Linked DNA regions of Mus musculus: region 2 is linked to region 1. Evidence: chromatin loops called from intact Hi-C (ENCODE). Cell type or tissue: left cerebral cortex. All regions are shown on one strand.

The links. A loop is a pair of places that touch in the nucleus more often than their neighbours do. Peaks named below come from ENCODE experiments on the same cell type or tissue, not always from the same donor. Only the 100,000 strongest peaks of a DNase experiment are listed, where the experiment ranks them.
Region 2: a loop joins it to region 1, with 2.4 times the contacts of the local background. A loop is called at or near these places in 3 of 42 quality-filtered maps.

The regions. Positions count from the first base shown.
Region 1 is chr10:88,619,572-88,622,071 of GRCm38, reverse strand. No RefSeq gene overlaps it. Among named protein-coding and RNA genes, the nearest start is that of Mybpc1, 16 kb to the right of the region's middle. In left cerebral cortex, a CTCF peak has its summit at 1,103 (motif pointing left); no DNase peak of the experiment used is centred here.
Region 2 is chr10:88,706,517-88,709,016 of GRCm38, reverse strand. No RefSeq gene overlaps it. Among named protein-coding and RNA genes, the nearest start is that of Gm4925, 23 kb to the left of the region's middle. In left cerebral cortex, no CTCF peak of the experiment used is centred here; DNase peaks (open chromatin) are centred at 86, 763 and 1,504.

The DNA of each region.
Region 1 (2,500 bases):
TTGGGGTTCAAATGGTTTAAAAAAACAAAAACAAACAAAAACAGAACAAAACAAAACAAAACAAAAATACTATTTTATGTATTTTGCCCGCGCATACTCTGTGTACCACATGCCTGTCTGGTGCACGAGGAAGCCAGACATATGTGTTGGATCCTCGAGAGGTGGAGTTACAGATGGTTGTAAACCACCATGTGGGTAGCCAGGTCCTCTGGATGTCAGATCCAGGACCTCTGGAAGAGCAACTGCGCTGAGCCATCTCGCTAGCTCCCAAGTGCTTTTAAAAATAATAAAAACTGGGTAATTTCTGAAGAAAAGCCGCACATAAGCTATATGTGTACAGGACTGTGGGGAAATTATACAGAGAATGAGTCCTGCAGTTTGGGATTGTTTGATTTTTTTTTTCCTCCTATAGTGAATGGAATTTTTAATTTTCTATAGCTTTTTAACATCTGACCGATAGCTTTATGGTTCATGCTCTCAGCCCTTTATTTCAAGTGTCTTTTTTATAGAATGAGTTTCTAGAAGAGGAAACAAATAAGAGGAAATAAACAAATTTTGTTATTCATATAAACAAAGCAATGTTTCCTCTTGTTCCTGTTTTTGTTGGTGGTGGTCTTGTTTGCTTGGTTTTTTGTTGTTGTTGTTGTTGTTGTTCTTTTACTTTGTCTGTTTAGAGTAGATGCTATTTTCATCCTGTTTGCTCTTTGTTTGTTTGTTTGTTTGTTTGTTTGAGGCCTGGTCTCACTATAGATTATATTTATTTGTTTGTTTGCTTGTTTGTTGTTTATTTATTTATTCATTTAATTATTTATTTAGAGATAAGGTCTCACTATGTAGACCAGGCTAGCCTGCACCTCCCTATGTAGACCAGGCTGACTTCCACTGGTCTCTACCTCCTGAGTACTGGGATCAAAAGCCAGTACTACCACACTAGCTCCAAACTCACTTTGAATTCATTATATAGACCAGGTGTCCTCAGACTTAAGGTCCCTTTGTCATAACATCCCCCTGGTTGGCATTACGGGTGATGTCATCAGCTTCATTTCCATATTGGGCAATACACAAACCACCTGTAACTCCAGCTCCAGGGACTCTGATGCCCTCTTCTGGACCCCGCAGATATGTGCATATGCACATACACATAATTAAAAATATTTTAAAAGATGAGTGTCTGTTTTCTTTCTTTTCTAAATCCTGGCTGCAAATAATACATGACGTGAAAAATGAGAAGATATTATAATACAGGTCAGCAGCAAATCTTCTCTCAAGGTGTGTAAATACATTGTTTCATATTAATATGTATAACTACTTTTTTAATTATTATTTTTTGAGTTTTGAGACAGGTTTTACTCTGTAGCCCTGGCTGGCCTGGAATGCATTATGTAGACCAGGCTGGCCTTGAACTTGGGGAAATAGCTTCTGCTTTCTGAGAGCTGAGATTATAGGTGTGCATCACTATGACTGGCCTCATCATTATTTTTTATGGCTATTATCTCTTCAGCATATGCCATTTAGTTATGTAGCATTTATAAATAATACCTGTTAAGTAGTACACAATAATTAATTAGATTCCCATTATTGGAGCTAAAGACTTATTTTCTATTTGTTTGGTTAATTTATTTACTTGTCTATTTTTCAGCCAGGGTCTCACCATGTAACCCTTGTATGTAAGGCCTTGTGTTCTTCCTGCAGCCTCTGTGTGCTAACCTGAAAGGCAGCTGCCACTACACACCATGGCTCATTTTCTTAGTCCCTTTGAACAATGCCATCCCAGCAGAGTCCTTTCTTGTAATCTTTGCTGTCTTGCATATGGAGTTTTGTAGAATTGATTATTAGACATGGGAATCTGAATTCCCAAACCAGAGTGATGGGTTAGACCAATGGTTTCCAACCTGTGGGTCTCGAACCCTTTGGGGACTTAAAGCATACGTTTACTCTATGATTCATAACAGTAGCAAAGTTACAATTATGAAGTAGTGACAAAAATAATTTTATGGTCGGGGGTCACCATAACATGAGGAGATATAGTAAAGGATCTCACAAGTAGGAAGATTGAGAGCCACTGGGCTAGACAACCTTGACAAATTACCAAGCCCACGGGATGTGGCTCTGAATCTCCTACACTATACTCCTGAAGTCAACCCTGTATGAAAGTCTTGAGGGGACTACAGAGCTGCGTGACTTGCCATTTCCTCATCAGTACATCACCCCTTCCTCCGTGGCTGGTCAACTAGAATCTCGCCCACCCTACCCCCACCCCCACCCTGTCTCTGGTCTCTCTGCATTCGGAGTGTGTCACCTCCACTGAGCCTGCACCAACAGCGATGACCACATCACCTACAAATGCTCGTGTCTCATCAACCTTATCCCATGTTTGTATTGTTCTGGTTCCAGAATGCTGATACTTTAAGCCTGAGGCTCTAACTTGAGCAGGAAGAGTTTATTTTGGGGATGAGGAATCTCCCCCCCAGAGACAGGCCTCTCTCAACCTTGCTCTCTC
Region 2 (2,500 bases), 87 kb before region 1:
CAGCCCCAAGTCTGAGCTTTCAAATTCTACCCCCCAGAGAGCCAAACAAAGGGTCGCCATCTGTCTCCTTAGTCAGTGCAGTTTGCTTACTCATGGCTCGTGATGTTCCTCTGAGAACAATGAGTCAGCAAACTTGCAGAGCTTTAGCAAGAGTGCAGGAGGAGGCTGCCTGAGAACATCAGATTTAAGTGAGCAATATGGAAAGGAGTCACGTGACGTTATTCACTAGCCATTTGCTCAAGTAGGGGGTTTCCCACTCTAAAAAGTACGTGCACAGATAAAGAGAAAAAGAGAACTAAAATAATTAAGATATTTGAGCTAGAAGATACCTTGGTATCTTCAAATACACACCTTTTTTTTTTTTGAGGAAAATGTACATCTGCCTGTTATTTTCTGATGAAGCCCCGTCTACACCACCAAGCCATTGCTTTCCTGACTTCAGGAGCCTTGCCTGGTCTTGCTTGCTACTTACTAGAATAGCATCGAGCACGCAGCCAGTGAATAGTGAACATAGTATGCTATCAACAGAGAGTAAGTAAACACAGAGTCAACACCATATGAATAACTAACAACTGTGTTCCCCACATGTTAGACAGACAGGCTTTAATCAACCAAGGACATGTTAAATTCTACTGCAAGTATAGAGCTCTGAGAGGAAAGGCTTCCCAGTGGAGACTTCCCTAAAGGAAAGGTTACAGCTCTCTGCAGGGGAAGGTTTCCCCAGTGGGAATGTTAGAGGTCTGAGGGAGAAGGTTTCCCCAGTGGTGGGAGTGTTAGAGGTCTGAGGGAGAAGGTTTCCTGGCAGTTCAGAGCCAAAGAATACCACAAAGTTACACCACAGAACAAGAGACTTGTGGCTGTTCATGTTCGAGTGAGAAGCAGCAGAGAACTGAGCAGGAAACAGGTTTATATAGGGTTTCTTTTTCTTTTTAAGATTTATTTATTATCATACATAAGTACGATGTAGCTGTCTTCAGATGCACAAGAAGAGGGCATTAGATCTCATTACGAGTGGTTGTGAGCCACCACGTGGTTGCTGGGATTTGAACTCAGAACCTTCAGAAGAGCAGTCAGTGTCCTTACCCGCTGAGCCATCTTGCCAGCCCTATATAGGGTTTCTTAGGGGCGGAGCTTTCCAGGATTGAAATTTCCAGGGTGGAAATTGGTAGGATTTCAAGTCCTAAGCTTGGGGCAAGCCCAAGCATTGAGGTTGTTCTGAGCCAGGGATTGGTGGGAGTTTGATCTGAGCTCAGAGATTGAATTGGTGTTTGTTTGTTTGTTTGTTTGTTTGTTTGTTTTATAGCTCAGGCATTGGTGGGTTTTTTTAGCTCTGGGATTGGTGGGTTTGGGGTGGGTTTTCAAACCTGGAAGTGAGCTCAGAGCTTTTACCCTACATCTACTACGTACAGTGCATATACATTTCTAAATTTCCGTGACTGCATTAGTCACTTCTAGTGTTGCTGTGGCAAAATAACAGCTGATAGAAAACACCTCAGGAGGTGAAGGATTTCTGGTGGCTCACACTGTAGGAGTAGGAGTCCCTGGCTGCCTGAGCTCAGGAATATGGGCAGAAGCAAGTCAGTGGAGACTATGGGAGAGGTGGTTCCTCACCTCATGAAGGAGGAAGGAGTGGAGAACAGGCTTATAATATTCAATGGCGTACTCTAGTGATCTAGTCTTCCAACTAAAGATCCGTCTCCGTAAGTTTCTACAACTCCCTCAAATAATGTGATCATCTGGTGGTGGTCCAAGTCTCCCACACAAGAGCCTGCAGGGGACATTTCACCTTCAAACCATAATGTTCTGCCTCTGCCCTGCCCCGCAAAAGCTCCTAGGCATCTTGTAATGCAAAATGCACGCAGTCTGTCCCCAAAATTCCAGTGGTTCCAATACTATTTACAGTAGAGGTCCAGAGTCTCTAACTCAAGCTAATCCCTTTGCTGAGAGCCCATCTAAAATTAAAAGAAAAGAAAATGGGAAAGTTACATACTTCCATAATTAAAGGCCCAGAGTAAACATTCGCATGTTAGAAGGGGGAAATGGGGCATAGAAAGAAGGGGTAGGCCCAAGGCAGGAATGAAATCCAGCAGATCATGAGTTAACCGCTGTAGCTCCATGGTCAACAACTGGGCAAGCTGTAGTATGATGTGAGTCCCAACAGGCTTGGGCAACTCTGTCCCTAAGACCGTTCCGTTCGTAGTCTACTTGGTCTTCCTCTCACTTGGGTTGGCTCCAGTCATCGCTCAGATTTTGCTCAACCAATGTTCCATGTTCCTAGCATCTCCATTACCCTGGAGCCTCCATTACAGTCTGAGTGTCGCCTTCATAGATTCATGCATCACTCCCTTGGGAACTTCAGAGATTCTGCCTCTGCTGCACATGGTTTGGTACCTTCTGATATACAGAGTTGGACAGGAATGTAGGAAAGAAGACAGATGTATAGTGAAGGGTGAGGTGCCCAGTTCTAACCTGCTTTCGGTCACTCACTCGCGTTGTGGTT